Regions from separate parts of the Homo sapiens genome. Here region 1 is linked to region 2. A link is a loop called in an ENCODE intact Hi-C map of the cell type or tissue named here. Cell type or tissue: prostate gland. All regions are shown on one strand. Links, peaks and the distances in the headings refer to the core of each region. The heading gives the core; the rest is flanking DNA. Region 1 overlaps TDP1 (tyrosyl-DNA phosphodiesterase 1). Region 2 has its middle 22 kb from the start of PSMC1.

What was found. Hi-C counts contacts between places; a loop is a spot of excess contacts. Peaks named below come from ENCODE experiments on the same cell type or tissue, not always from the same donor. Only the 100,000 strongest peaks of a DNase experiment are listed, where the experiment ranks them.
Region 1: a loop joins it to region 2, with 4 times the contacts of the local background. A loop is called at or near these places in 74 of 110 quality-filtered maps.

The regions. Positions count from the first base shown.
Region 1 is chr14:89,965,965-89,981,642 of GRCh38, forward strand. It overlaps TDP1 (tyrosyl-DNA phosphodiesterase 1), which reads left to right. Exons shown (of 17, transcript NM_018319.4): 4 at 183-226; 5 at 1,403-1,458; 6 at 5,211-5,307; 7 at 9,817-9,851; 8 at 14,576-14,668. Among named protein-coding and RNA genes, the nearest start is that of TDP1, 18 kb to the left of the region's middle. In prostate gland, for the core only: a CTCF peak has its summit at 7,450 (motif pointing right); a DNase peak (open chromatin) is centred at 7,477.
Region 2 is chr14:90,226,453-90,242,130 of GRCh38, forward strand. No RefSeq gene overlaps it. Among named protein-coding and RNA genes, the nearest start is that of PSMC1, 22 kb to the right of the region's middle. In prostate gland, for the core only: a CTCF peak has its summit at 9,077 (motif pointing left); a DNase peak (open chromatin) is centred at 9,089.

The DNA.
Region 1 (15,678 bases), core at 2,987-10,986, 260 kb before region 2:
ACCATAGGGAAATTTTTTTTGAATTTTATGAAACATTAAAGTCTGACTTTGTAGTAACTGTTTAGCTTACTGTGTTCTGAGTCAGATCTTGATTGTCAGTGACTGTTGAATGAGTTAGTAGTGATTATTATGACTAGAGGATTTTTGTGAGTGTGAATTTGATATATGTTTTGTCTTCTCAGATATTTTATCTCCTTTATTTGGGACGCTTGTTTCTTCAGCTCAGGTGAGTATACCTTTAAGCTGTTTTTTCTTTGGGTGAAAGTAGACAGGTAATTAAACAACTCCATAAGAAAATATGAGAGGCATAGTTTGGGGATCTCAGTCCTGTTCAAAGACTGAGATGGCACATACCTGGAGGCTGGCTCAAGTGCCACAGTAATGAGATCCATGGCCATCAACATAGAATGGGGATGTCACTATCAGGAGAGCATTTGACTCAAGTCAGCCTCCGCTGGCCAAGAAGTCACTTTGGACATTCCAGCTTGAAAGACTAGAATGGGACACTTCTTTTGGGGATACTGATTAACTCATGGGACTGAGTTAACTCTGGTGCATAGAGTGGTGAGGTATGGATAGAGTGGTGAAGGCCAAGTCAAGTTTGATTTAATTTAGAAAAATGTGAATTTTCATGTTCAGTGGCTCCTTCCTGACTGAGCTAGTCCCTTTGTCTTGATAAATCATGTAATGGTCCAGACCCACAAGTAAGTGGTCCAAAGGGCCCTGTCCCTGAAGAAAGGCAGGCTTCCTTTATGTTTGGTTTGGCATTGAAAGTCCTGGTTTCCATTTGGAAGGTGGGGAGCATTTGCAAATGCCCTGTTAGCTCGACTGAGTTACTAAGTCCAGGATTACCCAGGTATGGGGAGGAGCCTCCACGGGTAAGACCAGTACAGAACTTGCATTTAAGATGTAATTGTTAGAAGCCTAGTGAATGTCTGGTCCCAGGTGGCTGTGTACAAAGCTAGCTAATAAGTTAGCCTGAAAGGAAATGTTCTTTTCTGAAAGTCCTGGGATCTTTGTCTCCAGTATCTGTCTTTTTATAATCACCTAGGGGAAAAGGGATAAATTTATAAATCCTTTTATTTAAATTAATCTCAGGGCCATTAGACATAATGTAATAACACCCTGCGGACAAGTACAGATGCTGCCAAAACATGCAGAGATAATTTCCTGGGAACCTGTTATCTCATGTACTTGGCTCCATTTAGGTTCTTTTAACCATGCATTTAAGATAAATTATAGGTTTGTTAGTATTGCAGCATAACCCTCCAGGTTTATAAATAATACATGTAGTGTATCACTATTTTAGAGTTTCCTTAAATGTAATAACTAAACAATTCTCCTTATGAACTGTTTGGCAGAATTACCTATGGCTTAGTTACTCTTCTTTTCTCCCATCTAGTTTAACTACTGCTTTGACGTGGACTGGCTCGTAAAACAGTATCCACCAGAGTTCAGGTGAGTTCCTCAGGGTGACAGACAACACTATAAACTGTAAAGGGGCTTTGACACCTAAGATTTGTATTTCTCAGGTGAAAGCCACTCATCTTTTGAGTTTTTCTTTTGAAACTGTTGAAATCACACAGACATTAAGTTATATCCGGAAAACAGCATTCTTTGATCTATTTAATCCTACACATTCTTTTTACGGATTTTAGCATTTTCCTCTGTGCTCTTTCAGGAAGTAGATAAGGACAGGCTTTAACTCAAATAACAGAATTTCATGTCCAGTCTTAATATGAAGGAAAATACCATCTCCACATACCTTCTAGATCTGTGAATGTGCCAACATGCCGCCAACGTGCCATGCTTTCCGTAGCACATCAATTCTGTTCTGTTTTGAGGATCCCTTTGTGTTTCTGAGATGAGGAAAGGAGGCTTATCTGTGGCCTTCCCTTATCTAGGCTCTGGAGGTGATGGATTTTTAGGCCTTCTGCCTGCACTTCATCAGCCTCATGTTAGGCAATACAGACCAAATAGGGCATCACACAGGTGCCACCCTTCCCTATTTCTAACACATTTACGGGGCAGATTCCCATAACAGCAAGTAGGATGGAGGAAAACACACAAGAAATAATGATTGTCAGGGTCCTCAAAATTCTTGGTACATTTAGGGCATCAGATTGTGGAAACCTTTGACATTAACAGTAGATAAAATGCTGTTAAAATTTTTCAAGCAGCTTTGGCACTTGGGGCTTTTTTTTTTTTTTTTGACCTGTAACACACAGAATTAGTTTTAGCTGCATGTAAAAGAATATTCAAAATAACAATGGCTTAAATAAGACAAATTGTTTCCAGCGTGACACATTCAGATGGTAAACATTTATGGTCTAGATGGGGGCACCAGGGTTCTCAGAGACTTATCCACCTACCCTTTCTGTTCCACCATCCTTGTATGTGACTTCAGTTTTCAGAGTCACCTCGTGGCCCAGTATGGCAGCTAGAGCTCCAGCTTACTCATCTATTCCAGGTAGCAGGAAGGGGAAAGGAGGAAAAGGACAAAAAGGCCCACATTCTAGCTATGCCCATCTAAGCAGCCTTCCTGGAAGTCCCACACAACACCTGCATCTATTTCATTGAGCAGAGCTCAGCTGCATGCTAACCAGCTGTAAAAGAGGCTAGAAATGTCTTTTAGCTTAGCACACCTTTTCCTGAATTAGCCTTTTGTTAGGGAAGGAGGAGAGAATGGCTGTCTGGAGGCAACAAGCAGTTTCTGCCTTGGCTCCTCCTCGCAGTAGTATCCTTGGGTGTCACATTGGCATTTTCTGTTCTTCCTCCCTTTTCTTAAAGACCTTGAAATCAAACTGTCACCCCATTAGAGTGTTGGCAAAGTGCAGACTGCAGTTCCTTTGTATCTGTTATGAGTTAAATTATCTCACCCCCAAAAAAGATCTGTTGGAATCCTAAGCCTCAGTACCTCAGAATGTGATCTTATTTGGAGATAGAGCCCTTACAAAGGTAATCAAGATAAAATGAAGGCATTAGGATGGACATTAATCCAGTATGACTAGTGTCCTTATAAAAAGAGAAATTTGGGTGCAGAGACAGAGATAAGACCATGTAAAGACACAGAACGCCATTTACAAGCCAAGCTCCTAGAAGCTGGGAGAGAGGCTTGGAACAGATGTGCCTCACAGCCTCAGGAACCAATCCTGCCAGCACCTTGATCTTGGACTTCTCGCCTCCAGACCTGTGAGACAATATATTGCTGTTGTCTAAGCCTCCCAGTTTGTGGTGCTTTGTTTTGGAGGCCCTGGCACACTAATACAGTATCCACTGGACTCTCAGTAACTAAAGGGACGAAAGTGTCCTCCTTCTCCCTGCATCCCCTTATTGCCAAATGCATCTTGGGAAGGCTATTACGAGCCTTAGAAGGATGAGGAGTGACCTAAATGGTAAGTTTAAGTAACATCCAGAATTTGTATGTAGAAAAATTCAGATCATAAGGATTTATACCTCAGTATGCTATTGTTCAGGTGCCATCTTTTTGTAATAAGTCGTAGAACCAATAAATTTGAAAGAATTAATGAGGACTTCAGTTTCTATCAGTCATATTTAATCTTTTTAATAACATGACTTGATCTAACATTTTTTATTTCTAGGTGCTAGATGCACGTGTGTTTCTTACATTATTCTGTTTTTCTTACCTAATTTCTAAAAATCACAGGTGCGTGTTTCATAGTTTCATTTTACCTGTCATGTTAGAATAAAGCTATTGGGCAAGAGGTAGTGAGGTATTAGTACTGGAAATAGATGTTTCTCTCTAGTTGATTGTTGTTCCTTTGTGAATGGTAGAGAATCATTCTGCAGTGTGATTGATAAATGTGGAAGTGGGTCGGTTGTTTATCTTTCTTGATTGCTTATATCCAATTTTTGTTGTGTTGGGAGAGCTTGTAGAAATATACTTATTTCTTTTTTTTTTTTTTTTTTGAGGCGGAGTCTCGCTCTGTCGCCCAGGCTGGAGTGCAGTGGCGGGATCTCGGCTCACTGCAAGCTCCGCCTCCCGGGTTCACGCCATTCTCCTGCCTCAGCCTCCCAAGTAGCTGGGACTACAGGCGCCCGCCACTACGCCCGGCTAATTTTTTGTATTTTTAGTAGAGACGGGGTTTCACCGTTTTAGCCGGGATGGTCTCGATCTCCTGACCTCGTGATCTGCCCGCCTCGGCCTCCCAAAGTGCTGGGATTACAGGCGTGAGCCACCGCGCCTGGCCGAAATATACTTATTTCTAAGGATTATCTTGCTTTGAGTTAATCAGAACAAGAATCCCTCAAAAGCCTTTTTAATGTATTCTTGAAGAGTGTTTTTATATTATATTTGGAATTCAAAAATATAGCATTTTCAACGTAGCTTGGGCTCTGTTTCATTGAAATCTAACCACCCATTAGTGAAGCTGCGTCATGCTGTGGGCCTGGCCTGGGCCTGTTCTCTGTTGTATCCTGGGTCTAGCTCAGTACATAGCACACAGGAGGAGTTTGGTGAATATAGATGTGGTGTGAAATGAATCCACCGTGTGGTCCAAAAGAAAAAGCAAAAAGCACTATATTATATAATAATTATTATATATCTTTAATTTATTTGGACTTAAATATTTTAACACAGAACTACTTATGTGCCGTTTTGGGCCAAAGAAGATAATTATTCAAGGACTTTCTTGAGTCATTACCCCTCTGTATTACAACAGAGCTGCAGAATCAGGCCATGTAGCCCCATTATAAAGGTATCTGGTAAATGAACATTAGCTTTTCACTGCTCTGTGTTAGCCCTGTCTTCATTCAACTACAAAGGCCGGAAACATATCGAGTGATAAGGAAGCTAGCATTCCTTAATGAGGCGAGTCCAGCTTCATGAATGATGTATTTTAATTAATTTATTTATTTATTTATTTATTTTTGAGACAGAGTCTTGCTCTGGCACCCAGGCTGGAGTGCAGTGGCTCAATCTCGGCTCACTGCAACCTTCACCTCCCAGGTTCAAGCGATTCTCATGCCTCAGCCCCAGAGTAGCTGGGATTACAGGCACGCACAACCATGCCTTGTCTAATTTTTGTATTAGTAGAGACGGGGTTTCACCATGTTGGCCAGTCTGGTCTCGAACTCCTGACCTCAGGTAGTCCACCTGCCTCGGCCTCCCAAGGTGCCGGGATTACAGGTGTGAGCCACTGAGCCTGGCCATGAATGATGTATATTAAATACTAATGCTCTCTTTTTAGGAAGAAGCCAATCCTGCTTGTGCATGGTGATAAGCGAGAGGCTAAGGCTCACCTCCATGCCCAGGCCAAGCCTTACGAGAACATCTCTCTCTGCCAGGTAAGCCACTTACTGCCGTTGGAGAGCACGCGTAGTCTGAGTTAGAAGGAAACTTAGACATTTAGTCCACCCTCTCACTTAGTGCAGAAATCCTCTCTCCAGCATCAGTCATCAATAGATATTTGTCTAGCCTCAGCTTAAACACTTCCTGAGATAGAGCATCCCATTCATAGTACTCCTCAGGGTTGGAAAGGTTTTTCTTTTTGTGGGCCTGAAGTCTTCTTACTAATTTCTACTCATTGGTCTTAATTTTCCCCTTCTGGAGCCACACAGAATAAGTAAGTCTTTCATCTTACACATGTCAGTGATTCATATATCTAAAGTGATCTGTCCTGTCTCCCTTCGTTTTCTCTCTTTAATTCAAACATTCTCTTTCTTCAGTTTTACTCAATGTAGTATGGATTCTGAGTCTTTCCGCAACCTGCTAGTGCTCCCCTGGTTGCATGTAGCTTGTCAGTATGCCTGTTGAAACCTGGGTTTCAACACTGAATAGGTCCTCTGGATGTAGTTCAGTGGCTGTGGGTTTCTTTTTGTGAGTATCCTGTGAGTGCAACTTAAAACTTGTAGTTTTTTGTGACACCTTATGTAACTTATATTAGCTGCCATTGACACTTCAACGGTAGTCCTTCAACTGTAGTTCTTTTTTTTTCACATGAGTTGCATCTAAGGTCTAAACAGGAGAGACCCATAGATTAAAAAACTGTTAGGAAACTATGTGAGTCGTATGCTGTGTATGATCTAAGTCCAATGTGGAGACATTAAGTGGTCTTGTAACAGGCATATCCACTTGGTTTGCTAGGACCAAAGCAAAGCAGAAAAGAAAGCTATGTTAGTTTGTTCTTGCACCGCTATGAAGACATACCTGAGACTGGGTAATTTATAAAGAAGAGGGGCTTAATTGGCTCACGGTTCTGCAGGCTGTACATGAAGCATGGCTGAGGAGGCCTCAGGAAACTTTCAATTGTGACAGAAGGTGAAGAGGAAGCAGGCACATCTTACTTGGCCGGAGCAAGAGGGAAGAGAGGGGGAAGAGCTACACACTTTTATCAAACAACCAGATATCATGAGAACTCTCTATCACGAGAACAGCAAGGAGGAAGTCCACCCCCATGATCCAATCACCTCCTACCAGGCCCCTCCTCCAACATTGGGGATTATAATTTGAGATGAGATTTGGGTGGGGACATAGACCCAAACCATATCAAAGGCCAAGAAACGGTTATTGCCCAGTTTCTTTATATATTCCCATAATTTTGTCCTAATACTTTGCAGTTAGCATACAATGTGGCCAGTGAGTCTTGGACTTTCATTAGGATCCATTTCTTTAGACTCATCATCTAAAAAGATCTTCTATTACACGTGGCGCATTTTGAGCAAGAAACATGCAAAGTAGAAAGGAAAACAAGGAATACAGAAGAATTTCTCACATTTATGATAACTACTTCCTATAGAAATGGTGATTATGAAGTAGCTGGTGTAATAGTCACCTTTTCCTATTTCTTTTGGCTGTATTCGTTTGTTATGAGAAAACACGAAAGATGCTTTTTATAGCCCTTTTCTTTCCTTATCGTTAGCTTAGTGAAATTGGCAAAAGATTTCTGCTCTGCAAGTACAGAGACAGAGTGAATTACATCCTTTCTGGATTTTTTTTCTCATTTTCCTTCTAGTGTCTTTTTTCCCCATCCACAAAGATGTAAGAATTCCAACTCATATTGTATCACTCTTTTTCCAACTATATATGATATCTTTGTATTTTTTTAAGATTAATACAGTACAAGAGCTCAATCTTGTTAGTTTAAACATACCTCACAACATTTTCCTTATGATTTAACCCACTGCACTTTATAGAGTTGTCATTTTAAAAATGCCTTCTATCCAACATGGGCTCATCTCATGCCCATAGATGTGCCTTTGCTTCGCAGTTGCCAAAATTCCATTGTTTTGCTTCTATTTCCAGCAACATAAGAGGTTATACTGCAGTAGGATAGCTCCCATCAAACCTTATAGTGGGCAGAAAGTAAACTGACACAGAAATCCTGAAAACCAGTGACTAAATGAATGGAAATAAAGTCTTTTTCAAATATTACCTACCTGTGCTCGTTTAGGAGAGTGGTTCCTGTGCTTGATAGTGTGTTCCAGGCTGGCCACCAGAGGGCATAGTGAGCCACTTCTTCCAAACCTCTTGGAAAGAGCTGTGAAGAAGCTCCCAACTCTAGGCTGACGTACAGGATTGTGTCCTCCTGATCTCTTGAAGCACCTTTATACCTTGTCTGTAAGATAAAGTCTTTTTCTAGCAACGTGAGTCATTGAAACTGAGACACATTAGTCAGAGAATCGGTGGCTGCTGACCCTCTCCCATTTTGCAAATGTGGGACCTAAGGGCAGACATTGAGACCTTGTGGTGGTCAGAGTCACATTGCCTGGGCTCAGTCCCGGCTCTACGTGTGTGTATTAGTCTGCTTGGGTGCTATAACAAAATTACCTGGGTGACTTTTCTTGGACTTGGGTCGCTGAAACAACAGACACTTATTTCTCACAGTTCTGGAAGCTGGGAATTCAGGATCAAGGTGCCAGTCAGTTCAGTTCCAGGTGAGGGCTCTCTTGCCAGCTTATAGATGGCCACGTTCTCACGGTGTCCTCATGAGGGAGAGGGAGGAAGACAGACACATAGGCTGTCTGGTAGCTCTTGTATAAGGACAGCAGTCCTGTTGGATCAGGATCCCACCCTTATGACCTCATTTAACCTTAATTACCTCCATAAAGTCCCTCTCTGCAAATAGTCACATTGGAAGTTGGGGCTTCAACATATGAATTTGGTGGGGGACAGAAGTGTTTAGTCTACAACACTTATTCTGGGCTTGTCACTGGCTTGTCACCTAATTTCTTTATCTTTGAAATTGATTGCTAATGCTGTTCATCCTAGAGTTTACTAAAGGACTTGGTGCACTAGCCCAAAAACAGCACCCAGTAAACAATATCTATTGAAGCTATTATCCTTGTTTTTTGTGCTTAGACTTACCCAGAAGCATGTAACTTTTAGCAAACGAAACAAAAGCCAGGTCTCTTGACCATTGTTCTTTCTCAGCTAAATATCAGTTTATAGAGTGGCAGTCTTCCTTCTCATTTGGTAATTTTGAAAACATGAAATAGAGTTCCCTGCACTTTCTTCTGTGGCCAGAATGCACAGATGCATGCTGGTCTGTGAGCATCTCCATTCCAAACAGGAGCTGTGTTGTAACTCACCTGTGTATTCCAGTCGCCCATTACTGCCCCCAGCAAAGTTTCACCCATGTCATGTGGTAAGGAGGCTGGGGTAGGTAGTGGGGAGAGGTTGCAGTAGTGATTGCCACGATTATAGAGTGCCTATTGCATGCAGGCCCCCGTTGCTCAGCATTTTACATATGTGATCTCGTTCCTGACAACTCTGGATCTCAGAATGGTACCGTTTTAAAGAGGAGAAAGCTGAGGCATAGAGTTAGATGTATTTTCCAGAGTCATACAAAGTTGTGAAGGCAGGATTTGAGCCCATGTACTGCGTTCCTAATTGTGAAACTTTTACGGTTATTTAAACTCTTTCATAATCTGCATCTTGTGACATATTCTGCTTAACCAAGATCTGGCATTAGTGGGTATTAGATAACATGTTTTCTATATACATACCCTCCATTAGTTTGTAAAGGTGTCATTTTATAACATGAAAATGGATTTCATATGTTTTTATTTTCAGCACTTGCTATGCTAATATAAGAACATTTCTATTTTAATTTAACATCCTAAGTCTTTATGTTGCCACCACTTTCAGTGTTTCTTTTTTTGTTTTTGGAGACGGAGTCTCGCTCTGTCACCCAGGCTGGAGTGCAGTGGCGCTATCTCAGCTCACTGCAAGCTCTGCCTCCTGGGTTCACGCCATTCTCCTGCCTCAGCCTCCTAAGTAGCTGGGACTACAGGCGCTGGCCACCACGCCTGGCAAATTTTTTCATATTTTTAGTAGAAACGGGGTTCCACTGCGTTAGCCAGGATGGTCTCCATCTCCTGACTTCGTGATGTGCCCGCCTCAGCCTCCCAAAGTGCTGGGATTACAGGCGTGAGCCACCGCACCTGGCCTTCAGTGTTTCTTTTAAATATGCTCTGAAAACTGTGTACCATTAATTTCTGTATAAGCCAAATATCTAAAACTTTGCATAGAGACTCACTTGTTTTACTAGTTTTTTGTCAACTAAAGAATTTAGGCTTCTCAGTCCTAATTACTGTAATTAAAAATGTAGTATATATTCTGTAGTGTATAATCATTCTGGGTAACAAAATTTGTGTTTTTTTTTTTTTTTTTTTTAATGAGCGTCCCCAGATGCTATTATAAAAGCTGTCTTGTTATTCAAGGGCTTGCCTGGTAGAGATCAGTAAAAATAGTTTTAAAAAAAAAAGTTGACCTGATTGCTTTCTAATGTAATTTCCAGTAGATATGGATATTAGTGAGTTGTTTTTAAATAAATGACTTCTTTTTCATCCTAGGCAAAGTTGGATATTGCGTTTGGAACACACCACACGTAAGCACTTTTTGTGAAATAGGGGAACCCCTCAAGCATTGTCATTTGTCCATTACACGGTTATTCTTAGGAGAGACTGAGCATGGTAGGCCCACCTAGGATCTAGCACAGCGATGCTTAACTGAGCCTGGGGGAGCTATTCTTTTATTTAATGCTCTTATAAAAATTATTTGGTCTTTCCTTTTAATTTTATAGATCAGGAAACTGAGGCCCAGGTTTAGGTATGTGATTTTTCCTTGGGCCAGTAGTGGAGACAGGAATAGAACCTATTTATTCTAACTTTAATTAATATATACACACAATTTTTCAAGATGTGGTCTCACTCTGTTGCCCAGACTGGAGTGCAGTGGCATGATCACAGCTCACTGCAGCCTCCAACTCCTGGGCTTAAGCAATCCTCCCACCTCAGCCTCCCGAGCAGCTGGGACTACAGGCACACGCCACCATGCCTGGCTAATTTTTTTGTAGAGACAGGGGTCTCACTTTGTGACCCAGGCTGATCTCGAACTCCTGGACTCAAACAGACCTCCTGCCTTAGCCTCTCAAAGTGCTGGGATTACAGGCATGAGCCCCTGTGCTGGCATTAACTTTAGCTTTAAATTTGTTCTTGTTTGCTCATTGCTAAAATTTACCTTATTATTTCCTTTGGTCCATTCACCACTACCCCCTCGCTCCTACACACATACTTTGCAGGTTAAACTCAACAGAGCTCTTTTTTTTTTTTTTTTTTTTTTTTTTTTAGACAGAGTCTCGCTCTGTTGCCCAGCCTGGAGTGCAGTGGCACAATCTTGGCTCACTGCAACCTCCATCTCCTGGGTTCAAACGATTCTCCTGCCTCAGCCTCCCAAGTAGCTGGGGTTACAGGCCACTGCCACCACACCTGGCTAACTTTTATATTTTTATTAGAGACGGGGTTTCACCATGTTTGCCAGGCTGGTCTCAAACTCCTGACCTCAGGTGATCCACCCTCCTCTGCCTCCCCAAGTGTTGGGATTACAGGTGTGAGCTACCATGCCTGGCCAAGAGCTCTTAATTCAGAGTTTAAAATGCCTAGGAGGCTGGGCGCTGTGGCTCATGCCTGTAATCCCAGCACTTTGGGAGGCCAAGGTGGGTGGATTATTTGAGATCAGGAGTTCGAGACCAATCTGGCCAACATGGTGAAACCCCATCTCTACTAAAAATATAAAAATTAGCCGGGCAGTAGTGGGACATGCCTATAATCCCAGCTACATGGGAGGCTGAGGCAGGAGAATCGCTTGAGCCTGCAAGGCGGAGGTTGTGGCGAGCCAAGATCATGCCACTGCACTCCAGTTTGGGTGACAGAGTGAGACCCTGTCTCGAAAACAAAAGAAAATGCCTAGGAAAGTAATTACAGTTGAACTTTTCCCAATTAAGTATCTGTAGTTTACATTTTGTTGAAATGACATTATCTTGTAGAAGATTGAGCTCGTGTCTTGAAATTACTTTTAGTTGCTTATTTAAAAAAAAATTTTTTTTTTGTTGAGACAGTCTCGCTCTGTTGCCCAGGCTGGAGTACAATGGCGCAATCTCAGCTCGTTACAACCTCCGCCTCCCAGGTTCAAGCAATTCTCTTGCCTCAGCCTCCTGAGTTGCTGGGACTACAGGCGTGTGCCACCACGTCCAGCTAATTTTTGTATTTTTAGTAGAGATGGGGTTTCACCATGCTGGCCAGGCTGGTCTCGAACTCCTGACCTCAGGTGATCCACCCGCCTCGGCCTCCCAAAGTGCCGGGATTACAGGCGTGAGCCACCGCACCTAGCGTATTTTTAAAATGTTTTAAGAATTAAATACTTCTTATGTTCTTGACACAGCTCAAGAGGATATAGAGTTTTTATTCTTACAGCTTTTTCTTTGGTGAGAGAAGCAAGACAAACATGTGAATTAGAAAAGGAGAATCACCTTCCAGATCATAGTGATGGAGGGTAAACTGCCTTCCCCACCTCACAGGGTAGAGCTAGAAACAGTGAACGAGGCAGTCTTTGAGACTGCATACACTTTGGCACACAAGCCCTGCTCTGTCCAGTTTTGGTTGGATGCCATGCAATCCCGTGGTCTGTCTCACAGTGTTTTAGAATGGGAAAGCTCTTTGGTTTCCTCTAGAGCTGGGAGCAGAGTTAATTCTTATGGCTCCAAGAATCGATAGAGGGGAAAGAGAAAGCCAAAGCAGCTGAATGTCAAATATCCAGATCCAGGTGGTGGCCAGTAGCAAACCACAGGATGGGCGAGGCATGCCTCTTTCCACTAAGATCTGTAGTCAGGCCCCCACCATGCATCATTTAGTCCTCTTTCCCACCAAGGCCATGTCTCCCCCCACCTCACCTACCCCTGTACCAGTAGCATGAAGTGTTCACCGTTGCTGCCACCAGCCCTGTGAAACCATGTGTGGTGAAAGGAGTGCCCTGGCATCTGGCATTTGTGATCCCAACAAGCTCTTCCGCTGGCCCACTTTGTGACCTTGGATAATCCCTGTTAAATGTCCAGCTGTAGATTCCACAATTGTAGAATGAGAATAACTCCTCTTCTGTATTGCTGTGAAGACTTGGTGTGGTAACATACGACAGAGCTTCTAGGATGGCACCTGGTAGAGAGGTGCTTGCCATATGTTAGTTCTCTTCCCCCTTTGCAGGAATAGCTGCGCATTTGGGTTGGGTCCCTTTTGCTGCCTCACAGCTTAGCAGACAGTATGGCAGGTCAGCATTCTTCAAGGGAGATCTCATTCCTCACCCTTTTCTATCCATTTTTAACTGTGACCTTATTAACACTACCATTTTGTCTATGAAAAGATGAATATGGCTACTCTCAAGTTCATAATTCTATTTGATAGCATTCATTGACATTAGTGTGTGATTTGCCTGATAATCGATGTCTTGACTAATGGAAATATTTGTAAACGTTCTATCATGAATCCATAACTGACTTATTCTTAATTACAATCAGCTGCTGATTTGGCAACTGTGTATGTAAATTTGCCCAGATTTCAGGGAGCACATTTCACAAATGGAAAGAAGATGGCACAGCAGCTGTCATTTCTCCAGCTTTGCATTAATTTACTGTTTGCCAGCTTGGGTTAATTTCTCGTTTTGGCAAGAGCTAAATATCTCATTCTCTTGTCTCTTCTCGTACCCTTTTTCTTATCTTTTTATGATAATTTCATCCTGCCCAGATAATGTTCATGTTGTTTATTTGGAGAGAGCCAGTGGTTCACTTTTTTTTGCCATGTGTGAATTGAGTTTCATCAGTAAGTATTAAGTAGCATTTTGGCCTCAATAGAAATGATAAAATAAGTCAAGACAGAGTTACAGCCATGAGAAGTGACACTTTAGTTGGAGAGAGAGAACTTAGATTCCTGAAATATTGAAATAATCCTATTGAAAACAACAGGGAGATAAAAATCATCCATTATTAGATGAGAAAATAAAGCTGTGTACCAAAGGAGTAATAGGAATGTACAGGTGAGAGTGTTTCACATTTAACAATTTTTTTTTTTTTTTGAGACAGAGTTTCACTCTGTCACCCAGGCTGGAGTGCAGTGGTGCAGTCTCGGCTCACTGCAACCTCCGCCTCCCAGCTTCAACTGATTCACCTGCCTCAGCCTGCTTAGTAGCTGTGATTACAGGTGCCCACGACCACACCTAGCTAATTTTTATATTTTTAGTGGAGATGGGTTTCACCATGTTGGCAAGCCTGGTCTCAAACTCCTAACCTCAGGTGATCTGCCAGCCTCAGCCTCCCAAAGTGCTGGGATTACAGGCATGAGCCACCGTGCCTGGCAGCAAAATGTATTTTTGCATTTCACTCACAATAGTCCTGAAGTGGGGTTGATCCTTAGAGATACAAGTGGAAAACTGAGGCTCGGGGACATTGAATGGCTTACCTAGGGTCAAAGGGCTTCTAAATGACAAAGTCTGGAGCTCAGGTCTTCAGACTTCAAATGGAAAGCTTTTATCTATATCCTATTCCCTCTCTCTCACTGCAATTAAAATAAGAGAAATGTGTTCGACTAGAGGCCTGGGGAGGTCACATGGAAAAAGAGTGGACCCCACTAAGTCTGATTTGGGTTAATGAAGAATAGGCAAGACTTACCCCAAGCCCAGATAACACACTTTTGACAAGTGTGGCATCTATGGATACAAAAAACCACTAATGGTAATGAAGCATCTTTTAAACTTCTTAAAATTTCAACTCATAATAAGAAATACACTTTACATTTCAGTGTATTGTGCACTAACATACCTTTGTGCCAAAACAAAATTTCATGAACCAGTAATTAAATATATACAGTATACCAATTTATGCTATTTTAGTTGTTTAAAAAATGCCAGCCATGATGCAGCAAGAGGTTGTTGACCATACTTTGAATCTCAAACACCAGACCAGAAGGTTCCAACGGTCCCTAGTAGTAACAGGTAATGCTGAATAGATAATAAGGGGCCAGGCTGGAGGGATGTGAAGTGCCAGGACTGGCACTAGGGTTGAAAGTTCTTTTACCACCAAATACTCAACCTTTCTGAAAGGTTTTCATCCTATCACTTAGGCAGACTTTCATCATGGTAATGTATAGAAGGGAAGATTATAAATGTTAAGTTTGGGTAATATGAGAGTTTAAAAAAATTCCTTTAGCTATGTATTACATTTGCATTGGAAAGGTATTACATATTTTGAAAGTACTATTAATGCTTTTTGATCCTTTGCTGTTTTTAAAGGAAAATGATGCTGCTGCTCTATGAAGAAGGCCTCCGGGTTGTCATACACACCTCCAACCTCATCCATGCTGACTGGCACCAGAAAACTCAAGGGTTCGTAGGGGCCTGCTCACTTCCTGGCAGTGTGTGTGTTGATAAAGGTCAAAAGCCAGAACATTCACTTTATTCTTTTTTCTATTTTTTTTTTAAGTTGTAAAAATAACACACATGGCCTAGAAAAAGAGTTGTATGCAGAAAAAGTTACTGTATTCTTTTACTACCTGCCCCATTCTACCTTCTTGGGGTAACCAGTGTTAACAGGAGCATCATCATCCACAGCTACCTCTGCTGTACATGTAAACATACATTACTATTTACACACAGTAGTCTCTTCCTAGTTTTTAGAGAAGTGGCATCATATACACTCTACAGCTAAGTAGAGGGCACAGCACATGCAGAGATCTGAGGCAGAAAAGGGGTTACAGAATGAAAGATCTGAACCTATTGTTTTCCTAGTAGGATTTACCAGATAGCTTTTGTGATTTCTCCTTACTCATGTACCCACCTGTATTTTTGCTTACCACTTCCCAAACAGGAATCAAAGGAAAAGTTGGGGTAGGGCCTGGTCATGTTAATAGTGTGCTAAATATTTCCCCACTCCCCCAGTTGGTGTATTTTCTTTGAAACAAATTTAAGCTGGTGTCTTTTTAGAGCCTTTAGTGTGTTAATAAAGTTGTGAATCTCCAAGAGAAGAACTGAATACGAAAGCTTTTATGAACTTTTTAAACTACTAACCCTCTGTACTTGGTGCACATATGCTAGATCCAGGTTTTGATCCCCTTTTCAAGAGGGGTTTGCTTTTTAAAAGGGAGCTTTAGGGATTTGCTCAACAAGTTCAGCTATTGTTCTTGATTATGACTAACTTTAATTTTCTTTTGTTTAAGCCATTTTGTACATCTCTGCCTGTGCTAGAGAAGAGCTGGTTAACAAACAGCCTTCTGTGTTGGGAGAAACTCGGACGTTTGTCTAGCACCATTTCCAGGTTCACGTTTTCTCTGTCATCCTCCTCTGCCTCACCCTGCCCCATATCATTGCCTAGCTTGGGCTAGAACTCCTAATTTGGA
Region 2 (15,678 bases), core at 5,001-13,000:
CACGGCTGACTCTCCAAGATGGCTGTAATTGGAGAGAAGGGAGCCAGGCATGAGGAGGGGCAGCCAGTTGGATGAGAGGAAAGTCTTAACAGAGTGTATGTCAGGGAAGCAATAGACAGGGAGAGATTTCAAGCAGGTTGGTGGTGTTGAATGCAATGCAGTGGTCTAGAAGGATAAGGGCAAATATCAGTATCTCAGATATTGTCCTATGAGAATCTCTAAGGTGCTTTCCACTAACACCTTCATATTCCCCTGGTGGGAGGTAGCCTGGTCCTGCCTTCCTCAAGGCAATTTGGAATATGTCAATGCTTTAAAAAAAGGCTAGGTGCAGTGGCTCATGCCTGTAATCCCAGCACTTTGCGGGGCCAAGGCGGGTGGATCACTTGAGGTCAGGAGTTCGAGACCAGCCTGACCAACATGGTGAAACCCTGTTTCTACTAAAAATACAAAAAATTAGCCAGGTGTGGTGGTGGGCGCCTGTAATCCCAGCTACTCAGGAGGCTGAGGCAGGAGAATCACTTGAACCTGGGAGGTAGAGGTTGCAGTGAGCCAGGATTGTGCCACTGCACTACAGCCTCAGCGACAGAGCTAGACTCCATCTCAAAAAAAGAAAAAAAATTGCTAACTTTGACTCACTCATTCTACTTCTAGGAATTTTTCCTACAGAAATTACTAAATGTGGGCACAAAGATTTGTGTACACTCACTGCAATAATAATAACAGTTAATTTGTGCTGAGTGTTTTGCATGTATTATCTCATTTTATCATCAGAAAAGCTCAACGAGATCAATGCTAATTTTATACTTATATTTAAAATGAGGAAACTGAGGCATAAGGGGATTGAGTAACTCATCAAAGACACACCGTATGTGGGCAAGTTTGGATTTTAGCTCTGATCTTTCTGACAGAGTCTCTGCTATCAAATATGAAACCAGTATAAATATAAAAAAAATAAGGTTAGTATAAATTATGGTATATCCAAGAGCCAAAGTATTGCTTTATCATATATTTCTTTCCCACTAGAAGGTCAGCTTTGTGAGGATAAGGACCTTGTCTGGCTTTTTCTTCAATGCTTAAAACAGTGCTTGGCACACAGTAGACTTTCAAAAAATATTTGTTGAATGAAGAGATAAGCCTACATAATAAAATATTGTGAGTTTTTTTGTTTTTTTGAGAAAGAGCTGAAATTGTGGAAAACAGACACTCTTATCATGCGAGTGGTTGACCTGCAATGAAAGGTGCATGCACAGCCTTGCCAGGCGTCTATTGTTAAAGGGAGGGCATTGACTGGAAAAGAATAGGACCCTGCAACTTGGAATGGGGACGTGTGGGAGGACCCTGATGAAGCTGGGGACACTGAGTTTATAAACTCTGATGCAACTTTTTTGCCAAAAGAAACAGTTTCCCCATCCCCAGTAGTGGCAACATCCCCTCCACAACGCACGCTGCCATCAGCCTTTCCACCTTTGAGGAGATAAACCCTGCGCTGCTTGAGGCAACAGTAATGGCCTCTCTTGAGGCAGTTGCCAGGTTGATTATGATAATATTGATTCTCCTCAGGAGCCACCCTCAACACCCCTGTCTGCTTCTAGACCTATAACTAGACTAGTCTAAGTCCTGTCGGGCCCCTAGAGATGAGGTTGAGAGTGTGACCCATGAGGAAGTGTGCTACACTCAAAAAGAACTGCTTGAGTTTTCTGATTTATATAAGCAGAAATCTGGAGGACAGGCATGGGAATGGATATTAAGGGTGTGGGAAATGGTGGAAGGAACAAAGAGTTGGATCAGGCTGAATTTATTGATTTGGGCCCACTAAGTAGGGTTTCTGCATTTAATGCTGCAGCTTGGGGAGTTTAAAAAAAAGGTTCTAATAGGTTATTTGCTTGGTTAGCTAAAATACGGATTAAAAGATGGCCCACTGTGAGTGAGCTGGAAATGCCTGATCTCCCTTGGTCTGATGTAGAGGAAAGGATCCAAAGGCTTAGGGAGATTGGTATGGTGGAGAGGATTAGTCACTTTAGACCTACTCATCCCAGCTGGGAGGGTCCAGAAGGTATGTCCTTGACCAATGTTTTACAAAATAGATTTGTGAGGGCACCAGCTGCATTTTTGAAGATCCCTGTAATTGCTCTTCTCTGTACGTCAGATCTAACAGTGGGAATCACAGGCACTCAACTACAAAATTTAAATGCAATAGGAATAATTGGATCCCGAGGTGGCAGAGGCCAGGTGGAGGCACTCAACTGTTAAAGGCAAAGTGGGCATCGCTACCGTAATGGACAGCAAAGGCAAAGCAGCAATCAGAATATTCTCACTCATGTGGCACTGGCTAATTAATTATGGTGTTCCTAGAAGTGAAATTGATAGAAAGCCTACTGCATTCCTACTTAATTTATATAAGCAGAAAACTTCCAGGTCAAATGGACAAAAGACTAATTTGAATTATAAAAACAGAGAATCATGGCCCCTCAATCAATTTCCAGACTTGAGCCACTTTACAGACCCAAAACCCCTTGAATGAATGGGAAGGCTGGGTCCCCTTGAGGAAGGGCCCCACTACATTATCGACAATTTATGCTGTTAATCTTTCTCCCATCCTCCCCCAAGGAGACCTCCAGCCTTTTACCAAGGTAACTGTGCATTAGGGAAAGGGGAATGATCAGACACTTCGGGGACTATTGGACACTGGCTCTGAGCTGACATTGATTCCAGGGAACCAAAATGTCATTGTGGTACTCCAGTTAAAGTAGGGCCTTATGGAGGTAAGGTAATTAATAGAGGTTTAGCTCAGGTCAGACTTACAGTGGGTCCAGTGTGTCCCTGGACTCATCTTGTGGTCAGTTCCCCAGTGCCAGAAGGCGTAATTGGCATAGACATACTTAGCAGCTGGCAGAACCCCCACACTGGCTCCCTGACTAGTAGGGTGAGGGCTATTATGGTGGGAAAGGCCAAATGGAAGCCATTATAGCTGACTGTACCTAAAAAAACAGTAAATTGGCTGGGCGCAGTGGCTCACGCCTATAATCCCAGCACTTTGGGAGGCCAAGGCAGGCGGCTCACGTGGTCAGGAGTTCAAGACCAGCCTGGCCAACATTGTGAAGCCCTGTCTTTACTAAAAATACAAAAAATTAGCCAGGTGTGGTGGCGGGTGCCTGTAATCCCAGCTACTTAGGAGGCTGAGGCAGTTGAATTGCTTGAACCTGGGAGGCGGAGGTTGCAGTGAGTAGAGATTGCACCACTGCACTCCAGCCTGGGCGACAGTGCCAGACTCCTTCAAAAAAAAAAAAAAAGTAATAAATCAAAAACAATATTGCATCACTGGAGGGATTTCAAAAAAAAAAAGTAATAAATCAAAAACAATATTGCATCCCTGGAGGAATTTCAGAGATTAGTGCCACCATCAAGGACTTGAAAGATGCAGGGGTGGTGATTTCCACCACATCCCCTTTCAGCCATCCCATTTGACCTGTGCAGAAGACAAATGGATCTTGGAGAATGACAGTGAATTATTGGAAGCTTAACCAAGTGGTGACTCCAATTGCAGCTGCTGTACCAGATGTGGTTTTATTGCTTGAGCAAATTAACAATCTCCTGGTACCTGGTATGCAGCCATTGACTCAGCAAATGTTTTTTCTCCATTCTTGTTGATAAGGCCCACCAGAAACAATTTGCCTTCAGCTGGCAAGGCCAGCAATATACCTTTACTGTCCTACCTCAGGGGTATATCAACTCTATGGCTTTGTGTCATAATCTTATTCAGAGAGACCTTGATTGTTTTTCACTTCCATAAGATATCGCACTGGTCATTGATGACATTGATGACATTATGCTTATTGGATCCAATGAGCAAGAAGTAGCAAACACACTGGACTTATTGGTGAGACATTTGTACACAAAATGATGGGAAATAAATCTGACTAAAATTCAGGGACTTTCTACCTCAATAAAATTTCTAGGGGCCAAGTGGTACGGGGCCTGTCAAGATATTCCTTCTAAGGTAAAGGATAAGTTGCTGTATTTGGCCCTTTCTACAACCAAGAAAGAGGCACAATGCCTAGTGGGCCTGTTTGGATTTTGGAGGCAACATGTTCCTCATTTGGGTGTGTTACTCTGGCCCATTTATCAAGTGACTAGAAAGGCTGTCAGTTTTGAGTGGGGTCCAGAACAGAAGAAGCCTCTGCAACAGATCCAGGATGCTGTGAAAGCTGCTCTGCCACTTGGGCCATATGACCCAGCAGATGCAACGGTGCTTGAGGTGTCAATGGCAGATAGAGACGCTGTTTGGCACTTTTGGCAGGCTCCCATAGATGAATCATAGTGGAGGCGTCTAGGATTTTGAAGCAAAGCTCCGCCATCTTCTGCAGATGACTACTCTCCTTTTCAGAGAAGCTCTTGGCCTGTTACTGGGCTTTGCTGGAAACTGAACATTTGACTATGGGTCATCAAGTTACCGTTCGACCTGAACTGCATATCATGAAGTGGATGCTTTCTGACCCATCTAGCCATAAAGTGGGTTGTGTACAGCAGCATAACATCATCAAATGGAAGTGTTATATACGTAACTGGGCTCGAGCACAAGCCCTGGCTGAAGGCACAATTAAGTTACATGAGGAAGTGGCTCAAATGCCCATGGTCTCCATTCCTGCCACCCTGCCTTCTCTCCCCCAGCCTGCACCAATGGCCTCATGGGGCGTTCCCTATGGTCAGCTGACAGAGGAAGAGAAGACTAGGGCCTGGTTCACAAATGGTTCTGCCTGATATGCAGGCACCACCCAAAAGTGGACAGCTGCAGCGCTACAGCTCCTTTTTAGGACATCCCTGAAGGACAGCGGTGAAGTGAAGGGAAATCTTCCCAGTGGGCAGAACTTCAAGCAGTGCACTGGTTGTGCACTCTGCATGGAAGGAGAAATTGCCAGATATGTGATTACATACTGATTCATAGGCTATAGCCAATGGTTTGGCTGGATGGTCAGGGACTTGGAAGAAGCATGATCAGAAAATTGGTGACAAAGAAATTTGGGGAAGAGGCATGTGATGGACCTCTCTGAGTGGTTAAAAACTGTGAAGCTATTTGTATCCCATGTGAGTGCTCACCAACGAGTGACCTCAGCAGAGGTGGACACCACTCAGCCTCTTTCCCCAGCCACCCCTGTCATTGCCCAATGGGCCCATGAACAAAGTGGCTATTGTGGCAGGGATGGAGGTTATGCATGGACTCAGCAACATGGACTCCCACTCACTAAGGCTGACCTGGCTACAGCCACTACTAAGTGCCCAATTTGCCATCAGCAGACACCAACACTGAGCCCTCAATATGGCACCATTCCTTGGGATGATCATTCAGCTACTTGGTGGCAGGTTGATTGTACTGGACCTCTTCTATTACAGAAAGGGCAGAGGTTTGTCCTCACTGGAATAGATGCTTACTCCAGATATGGACAGATATGGGTTTGCCTATCCTGCATACAATGCTTCTTCCAAGACTACCATCCGTGGACTCACGGAATGCCTTAACAAACATCATGATATTCCAACAGCATTGCCTCTGACCAAGGCACTCACTTTATGGCTAAAGAGGTGCAGCAGTGGGCTCATGCTTATGGAATTCACTGGTCTTAGCATGTTCCCCATCATCCTGAAGCAGCTGGATTGATAGAATGGTGGAATGGCCATTTGAAGTCACAATTACAATGCCAACTAGGTGACAATACTTTGCAGGCCTGGGGCAAAGTTTTCCAGAAGGCCATGTATGCTCTGAGTCAGCGTCCAATATATGGTATTATTTCTCCCATAGCCAGGATTCACACATCCAGGAATCAAGGGGTGGAAGTGGAAGTAGCACCACTCACCATCACCCCTAGTGATCCATTAGCAAAATTTTTCTTTCCTGACCCAGTGACATTATGTTCTGTTCGCCTAGAGGTCTTAGTTCCAGAGGGAGGAATGGTGCCACCAGGAGACACAACAACGATTCCATTAAGCTGGAAGTTAAGATTGCCACCTGGACACTTTGGGCTACTCCTACTTTTAAGTCAACAGGCTAAGAAGAAAGTTACAGTGTTGGCTGGGGTGATTGACCTAGACAATCAAGATGAAATCAGTCTACTATTACACAATGGAGGTAAGGAAGAGTATGCATGGAATATAGAGATCCATTAGGGTGTCTCATAGTATTACTATGCCCTGTGATTAAGGTCAATGGGAAACTACAACAGCCCAATCCAGGCAGGACTACAAATGATCCAGACCCTTCAGGAATTAAAGTTTGGGTCACTCCACCAGGAAAAAAAACAAAAACAAAAACAAACATGAGCTGCTGAGGTGCTTGCTGAAGGCAAAGGGAATACAGAATGAGTAGTAGAAGAAGGTAGTCATCAATACCAGCTATGACCACATGACCAGCTGCAGAAACAAGGACTGTAATTGTCATGAGTATTTTCTCCTTTTTTTGTTAAAAGCATGTTTATGCATGTATACACTTGTACTAAGAAAATATCTTCATTTTATTTCCTTTTTTTTTTTTTTTTTGAGACTGAGTCTCACTCTGTTGCCCAGGCTGGAATGCAGTAGCATGATCTCAGCTCACTGCAACCCCCGCCTCCCAGGTTCAACCGATTCTCATGCCTCAGCCTCCTGAATAGCTGGGATTACAGATGTGCACCACCACCCCCAGCTAATGTTTGTATTTTTAGTAGAGATGGGGTTTCACTATGTTGGCCCAGCTGTCTCAAACTCCCGACCTCAGGTGATCCACCCACCTCAGTCTCCCAAGTGCTAGGATTACAGGTATGAGGCACCTTCCCCTACCTCCTTTTTCCTTTATCATGTGACATAAGATTTATTGACTTCATATCAGCATTTAAGCATGGCTAACTTTATGTAATAGCATTTGGGCTGGGGATTGGTGCATTTCTGGTCGTACGAAGGATAGTTGTATCATGTTAGGCATAATTCTGACCTTATTACTGTCTTTATTTGAAGATTGTGTATGATCTCAGGAGATGTGTATGGGTTCAAGTTGACAAAGGGTGGACTTGCGATGGTTAATACTGAGTGTCAACTTGATTGGATTCAAGGATACAAAGTATTGGGTGTGTCTGTGAGCGTTTTGCCAAAAGAGATTAACATTTGAGTCAGTGACCTGGGAAGGGCAGAGCCACCCTTAATCTGGGTGGGCACCATCTAATCAGCTGCCACTGCGGCCAGGATATAAAGCAGGCAGAAAAACATGAAAAGATCAGACTGGCTTAGCCTCTCAGCTTATATCTTCCTCCCATGCTGGATGCTTCCTGCCCTCGAACATCGAACTTCAAGTTCTTCAGCTTTGGGACTCTGACTGGCTTCCTTGCTCCTTAGCTTACAGACAGCCTATTGCAGGACCTTGTGAACATGTGAGTTTAATACTCCTTAATAAACTCCCCTTTATGTGTGTGTGTATATATATATTCTATTAGTTCTGTCCCTCTAGAGAACCCTGACTAATACAGATGGGCTTACTGGGACATAACCCCATTGTAAGTCAAGGGGCATCTGTATCTAACATAGCAAGGAAAAGGGAGCAGGAAGAAAAAGCTTCTATGGGAAGAACAAATGGGTTTCTTTAGAAAGGACAAAAGGGTTTATAGGAGAACAAACGGGAAATAGAAAAGTTTGTGATTGTTTATGCAGAAGTGAGTGGTCTTTCCATTTTCTTCACGCCCATGGAACTCCCCCAGAGTGGGGATTTTTGGTAGGTTTCCTCTTGGTCTCTATCCTGGGAATAGGCCCACCCATGAAGAAGGAATTTCTGGCAGCTTTGTTTCCCAGAAGTTGCTGCTTTTAGTCAGATAAGGGAAGTTCCAAAAGGGCTTCTTTCTGCATCTGTTGACTCTCAAATGTCTTCATATAATCTTAGTAATAAATTAAAATAATCTTCATATCAATTCTGGGGTTCTGAGTAGTCCCCACCATGTTTAAGCTGAGACCTGAAAGTTAAGCAGGAGGAAGCCAGGCAGAAATGTCTCCAAGCAAAGGTTGTACCTCCCCACTCAGGGCTGGCTGAGGCATTGAGTACCTGGATGGGAAGTGGAGTTTAAGATACATCCCAATCAGCTGGGCGCAGTGGCTCCCACCTGTAATCCCAGCACTTTGTGAGGCTGAGGTGGGCGGATCACCTGAGGTCAGGAGTTGGAGACCAGCCTGACCAACATGGAGAAATCCCGTCTCTACTAAAAATATAAAATTAGCCAGGCATGGTGGTGCATGCCTGCAATCCCAGCTACTCGGGAGGCTGAGGCAGGAGAATCACTTGAACCTGGGAGGTGGAGGTTGCAGTGAGCCAAGATCGCGCCATTGCACTCCAGCCTGGGCGACAAGAGCAAAACTCGGTCTAAAAAAAAAAAAAGATACATTCCAATCCTAAAACTCTGGATTTCCTTGAGACAGAAAGAAGGAGATGAAAATTAAAATTGGGGCTCAACATTAGGCTTGGAGTCAGAATGTCTGAGTTAGACCTGACTGCCCATCAACTGTGTGGTCCCAGACAGGTCATTTAATGTCTCTGAGCCCCAATTTCTCATGTGCAAAATGGGAGTGACGCACCAACCTCAAAGCACCGTGGTGAGGTCGGATGAGCCAGTCTAAGAGAGCAAAGAGCGGGCATTCAGCAAGTTTAAGTGGAATCTGAAGTCTGGCTTTAGCTCATCTCTTGGTATCAAGTGCCCAAGTCATGGGCCTGGGGTCCAATGACATGGAGTGGTCTGGCTCCAGTCTGAAAGTGCCAGTCTCTCTCCAGCCAGTCCCGGGTAGCCAGGTGGAGCCTGGACAGAGAGAGGGAGGATGAGCCTGCAGATTGCAGAAGCAGCCCTGAAGACCAGGCTTTGAGCAGGATAGAGGCAAAATACTAGCCTTTCGGCCAAAGGGCTCAAGGGCCACGGTGAGAAAGAGCAGGCCAGCCCCGGGAGTGGGTGGGCAAGGAGCGTCCGGTCCGAGAGCGCCCAGGGCGTTTGGAGGCTCGAGGGGCAGACAAGTGCTCCACAGAGCACTTCTTAGGCAGGGAGGAACCGGCCCCTGCGCGGTATTTGGTATGCGGCGCCCTCTGCTGGTGAATATCTGAACTGCATGCACCTGTCAGAACCCGGGAAAATTCATTCCTTCTTCACAGGAAGCACTCAAGACAGTCACAGGCCGCCCGGGCTCTAAAGCTGAGTTTAGTTTTGGTGGCAGATTACCAAGCCTCAGGTCATTTTACCTAAACGCTTCATTTGAAAAAAAACTTTTAACAAACTTGCCTGCCGGGCACTGTTTTAGGTACATTACAAATGCCACCCAGCTTTTTATTCAAAGTTATGTGAGCAGGGTCTATTAGCATATCCGTTTTACAGATGAGGACACTGGTGCCAGGGCTTACACGCTGACATGTAAGCATGCATGTAAGCTGACATGCGGCAACCGGGGGGCACCCAGGAAGCCCGGCCACAGGGTGCCTGCACTTCACCATTCCAGTACCTGCCCCCCTTTTTTTTCTTTTTGATATAACAGCTTAATTGAGATATAATTCACATACCATACAATTCACCCACTTAAAACTCACAACTCAGCGGTTTTTAGTGTGGTCACAGGTGTCTGCAACCATCACCAGAGTACGTTTTAGAGCATTTTAATACCCCCTCCAAAAAGCCCCTTACCCATTTGCACTCACTTCCCGCCCCCTCCTTCCTACCCCCAGAAAACCACTAATCAATCTTTCTTTTTTCTTTTTTTCTTTCTTTCTTTTTCTTTCTTCTTTCTTTTTCTTTTCTTTCTTTCTTCCTTCTTTCCCTCCCTCCTTTCCTCCTACCTCCCTCCACTCTCTCTCTCTTTCTTTCCTTCCTTCCTTCCTGCCTGCCTGCCTTCCTTCCTTCCTTCTTTCTTTCTCAAAGTCTCTCTCTGTTGCCCAGGCTGGAGTGCAATGGTGCAATTATGGCTCACTGCAGCTTTGACCCCCGAGCTCAAGTGCTGCTCTCACCTCAGCCTCCGAAGTAGCTGTGTCCACAGGCATGTGCCAGAACACCCAGCTAATTTTTGTGTTTTGTAGAGATGAGATTTCACCATGTTTCCTAGGCTGGTCTCAAACTTTTGGGCTCAAGGGATTTGCCTGTCTTGGCCTCGCAGAGTGCTCGGATTAAAGGCATGAGCTACCTACCATGTCTGGCCCACCAACCTACTTTCTGTTCCCTATGACTTCACTTAATCTGAACGTTTCGTATGAATGAGAGCAAATAATATGTGCTGTTTTGTGACTGACTTCTTTCATGTAATGCAATATTTTCAGGGCTCATTCATGTTATGTAGGCATCATACGTCACTCCTTTCATGTCTGAATAATATTCCTATGTATGGATATACCACATTGTGTTTCACATTCCTCAACTGATGGACAGTTGGGTTGTTTGCACTCTTTTGCAATTATGAATAATGCTGCTATAAAATTTCATATACAAGTTTTGGGGAGACATATGTTTTCAGTTTTCCCAGGTATATATGTAGGAGTGGAAATTCTGGCTCGTATGGTAACTATGTTTAACCTTTTGAGAAACTCCTAGACTGTTCTCCTCATTATTCTTTTTAAAGGTAAGAACACTGAGTAAGGCCCCCAGATTCTCTTCCTACCTTCCCCCACCACCTCCACCCCCCAGGCAGTCAGGGGAGGGAGAAGCTTCCTGCTTACTGTGGGTGGTTTCTGTCGAATCTGCTTTCTATGTCCTGAGGTCTCACTGAAGCTTATGAAAGTCAAAAGCAGGCCAGGCACGGTGGCTCATGCCTGTAATCCCAGCACTTTGGGAGGCTGAAGTGGGTGGATCACGAGGTCAGGAGATCAAGACCATCCTGGCTAACATGGTGAAACCCGTCTCTACTAAAAATACAAAAAATTAGTTGGGCGTGGCGGCATGTGCCTGTAGTCCCAGCTACTTGGGAGGCTGAGGCAGGAGAATTGCTTGAACTTGAGAGACAGAGGTTGCAGTGAGCTGAGATCATGCCACTGCACTCCAGCCTGGGTAACAGAGCAAGACTCTGTCTTGAAGAAGAAGAAGGAGGAGGAGGAGGAGGAGAAGGAGGAGGAGGAGGAGGAGAAGGAGAAGAAGAGGAATAAGAAGAAGAAAAGAAGAAGAAGAAAAGAAAAGAAGAAGAAGAAAAGAAGAAGAAAAGAAGAAGAAAAGAAGAAGAAAGAAGAAGAAGAAAAGAAGAAGAAGAAAAGAAGAAAGAAGAAGAAGAAGAAAGAAGAAGAAAGAAGAAGAAAGAAAGAAAGAAGAAAGAAGCTCCCTGTCCTCTGCTTGGTGCCAACCTCCCCATCCCTTCCTGCAGCAATGAATCCAGGACAGCCCAGCTGAATGGGGGAGATGGCAAAGAGTAAAAGAATATGCTGGAGAAACAGCATTGGTGAGTATTTAGAGGTGATTATCCCACCATGCCACCTAATGGGGGAACAACATGAACAAAGAGCAAAGGCAGGCTGGGCACGGTGGCTCACGCCTGTAATCCCAGCAGTTTGGGAGGCCCAGGCAGGCCAATCACTTGAGGTCAGGAGTTTCAGATCAGCCTGGGCAACATGGTGGTATCCCGTCTCTACTAAAAATACAAAAATTAGCCGGGTGTGGTGGCAGATGCCTGTAATCCCAACTACTTAGGAGGCTGAGGCAGGAGAATCGCTTGAACCCAAGAGGCGGAGGTTGCAGTGAGCAGAGATCAAGGCATTCCACTCCAGCCTGGGCCAGAGTGAGACTCCATCTCAGAAGGAAAAAAAAAAAAAAAAGGAACAAAGGCAGGAGTGGAGCTGGAGAGGGTATAGGGGAAATCCAAGGGGCCAAGAGCAGAGAGGAGAGGTGATGAAATAAAAAAATGTGGAGACCAAGGGTGACTGCCTTAGACGCTGCTCTTGGAGGCTGCTTGTGGTCTCCAAGATGCTTGGATAGCTCACCCATGAGTTTTTTTTAAAGTTGAGCACCAAGTCTCATTTGCGTATGCATGTATTTATTATCTATATGTGTAAACAAATCCCCATATGTGTATTTATATACAGACGCCACCATAGAGGTCTTTCCACTTGGATATGCACTTCACTAGGGTCTGGGGATCTATTTCTTGTTCCTCAGTTGTCCCTGTGTTCTCTTTCCTAAAATTTGATCTGAGGACTAAGCTCTGATTTTTTTATCTTGCCCAAATTCCTACCTAAGGGGTCTAGGGAGTCATGCCCTACACCCCATAAATTCTTATCAAATGTGTTTTATTTGACCCTATACATCATGACTTACTTTCCAGTCTGACTTTGGAATAACATTATGAGACAAGGAAAAAATATTTAACCCCAAAATTATATTTCCTTGCCATACCTTGAAATTGCCCTGCAAAGTCTCTTGTGGGAAAAAATTCACATTCTATAGAGAATCCTTTTCCCCTTTGTTTACCTTCCTTTCTTTCCAGATCTAAGAGATAATCAACTAAGATCCAGGCACTCTTTTAGGGCTATTAAGAAACATTTTATAACCTACTTTCTCTCTGAAGCCTGCTATCTGAGATTCCTTTGCACAAACTTGGTCTCCACATCCTTCAGGTTAACCTGAACATTCCTTTCTATTGATCCCAGGTCTTCAGATAAACTCAACCAATTGTCAACCAGAAAATGTTTAAATTTACCTATAGCCTGGAAGCCCCTGCTTTGAGTTGTCCTGCCTTCCTGAACCAAACCAATGTATTTCTTAAATGTATTTGATTGATGACTCATGCCTTCCTAAAATATGTAAAACCAAGCTTTACTCCGACCACCTTGAGCTCATGTTCTCAGAATCTCCTGAGGGCTATGTCATTGGTCATGGTCACTCATATTTGGCTCAGAATAAACCTCTTCAAAGATTTTAGAGAGTTTGACTCTTTTCATCGACAGTAATCTGGCGCCCAACATGGGGCCTCTGAGAAGACTCAGGACCCTGAAGGAGTTGCCTGAAACTGGAGCTAAGGTACCAGCAGGGGCTCACTGAAACCTCACTGAGTTTGAGCTTCTCCTCTGGTGGGACTGGTAAGTCCTCCTGAGCCCTGGACCTCCCATTTTGGTTGATGGTCCTTGATTTATCCTGAGCTGTTTTTCTCTCTCTCTGTCTCTCTCTTTTCTCCTAGAAAGTTGGTTAAAACCTTAATTTTAGTTTCAGTGGTGCATTCAAAAGGGTCTTTATCCATTGCCTTTTCTCTCAAAATTAATCTCAATTGGCTTGTGGGTGCTCTGCGTGTGGAACTGAACAGTTATTTTTCATAAGTAAATGACAGACTGAGTTCCTCAGCTCCAAAGAGAAAGGGCATTTTGCTCCTCCCAGCCGAAAGTCACCTCAGGGTGACTGGGGGCCTTGTGGGAGTGTCTGGGGGGTTGACCAGCCCATGACTTGCAGCAGCCCTATAGGAAACTCCCAACAAATATTAATTTAAAAAGGCTTGTCCAGGAAATGTATGTAAGGGCTGATCGCCCAGCCTTTTAATCCCACTCAGAGGTGACAGACCTCTGAAGAGATAAACTGAGACACGTAAGAGGGTGGAAACGACTCAGTGGTGACACACAGTGGAGTCCTGCCCACAAGCAGCACATATCAGTCCACCACACAAAACCTTAGGCACAGGTCAGTTTTCTTTTGTTTATTTTATTTTTTATTTTTTGAGCCAATATCTCACTCTGTCACCCAGCCTGGAGTGCAGTGGTATGACCTTGGCCCACTGCAACCTCTGCCTTCTGGGTTCAGGTGATACTCCTCAGCCTCCCAAGTAGCTGAGATTACAGGCATTGCCACCATTCCCCGTTAATTTTGGTATTTTTAGTAGAGACGGGGTTTTGCCATGTTGACAAGGCTGGTCTGGAACTCCTGATCTCAAGTGATCTGCCCGTCTCAGCCTCCCAAAGTGCTGGGATTGAAGGCATGAGCCACTGGGCCTGGCCAAGTTCCAAAAAAAAAAAAAAAAAAAAAAGGAAAATAAACCCTCCAAAACAAGAGGAAAGGCAAGAAGAGTGGCCCCCTATGGGCACCCAGCTGGGTTTAGGTGTAATAATTGTGGCCTCTTTACTTCCAAGTATTTATGTAAATGGGCAGATCTTACTAAAAATGACCTAGGTCTAAGTTTCCAAAATGGGGAACTTTTGATATCCCTAAATTGATTTTCTTGCACTCCAGATTAGAAAAATTAGGCTACAAAATCAAAGAAAATGAATGGGAATTGTACTTTAGCTGGCACCTAGAATTGTCAAAAAGAGGGAATAATAAGCTTCCCTCCCTCCAGGAAGTTAATTAAAAGTTTTTCGAAACTGTCTCAGAATTAAAGAAATTAGTAGAAGCCACCTCTGAAATCAGGAAGGCTCCAGAAACTGTCTCTCCTTCTGCTCCTTTTGACCCTCTTCTCTCTGAACTTCCTTTTCTGGGCAATTTCATTTTTCCTCCTCCTTCCCCTACTCTCTTGCTTCAAGCCACAGAGGGACCAGAAATAGCTGGAGAAAATAACATTGTAGTTGTTCCTTTTAGAGTAAGACCCACAGGCAGAGGGGATCCTAACATAATGTATAAACCCTGGACCAAGTCAGAGTTAAAGGCCCTGGTATCTGGATTCCCCAATCCGAGTGAAGATCCCTTTGGATTTGCTAAGGAATTCCAATTAATGCTTTAGACTTATGATCCGGGGTTCTCTGACCTGTATCAGCTGATCGAGTTAGTGGTCCCCAAAAAAAAAACTGAAGAATGGTTTAGAGCAGCAGATTAGAAATAGCCTTTAGAAGATTTTGACAAAATAGATGCAACTGGAAGAGAGAGATGCAGAGAAGCTTTGCATTTGCCTCCATGAAACTGTATCACGGATATTCCCCAAGGTCATAGATTGGGCAAAGGTGCAACAATGTAAAATACGCCCAAATGAAACCGTACCTGACTTTTATATCAGGTTTGAAAAGACATTCAAACAGTTTTCAGGAATACCTCCTGAAAACTTTGAACGTGGTAGAAGTGACATCTTACTAAATTTTGGGTTTATTCAAGGTTTAGATAAGGAGTTAGCAACCCTAATAAAGAGGAACAATGTGGCTTGGGCTTCCTTGCCTACTAGCCACCTAGTTACCTTAGCTGACCAATTGTCACAAACAATCATTAAGAAAGAAAAGGAAACAGTCTCCAAAATTATGAGTTTACAACTAAAACAACTTAGTAACCAAGTTGGGAGCTTGCAAGGGTCCCATGGTCCCCAGAGATCTAAGCTACCCCAAGAGGAAGCAATTTGCCACCACTGCAAAAAGAAAGGACTTTTGTTGTTGTTGTTGTTGTTGAGACAGAGTCTCACTCTGTTGCCCAGGCTGGAGTGCAATGGCACACAGTCTGGCCTCACTGCAACCTCTGCTTCCTGGGTTCAAGTGATTCTCTTGCCTCAGCCTCCCGAGTAGCTGGGATTACAGGCGCACACTGCCATGCCTGGCTAATTTTTTGTATTTTAGTAGAGATGGGGTTTCACTGTGTTGCCCAGGCTCGTCTCGAACTCCTGAGCTCAGGCAATCCACCCTCCTCAGCCTTCCAAAGTGCTAGGATTACAGGCGTGAGCCACTGTGCCCCACTGTGCCCAGCCAAGAAAGGACATTTTAAAAAAGAATGCAAAAAACTTAAATGGGTGCTTACACAAAGGGGGCAAAAGACCCCAAAGGAAGGCACC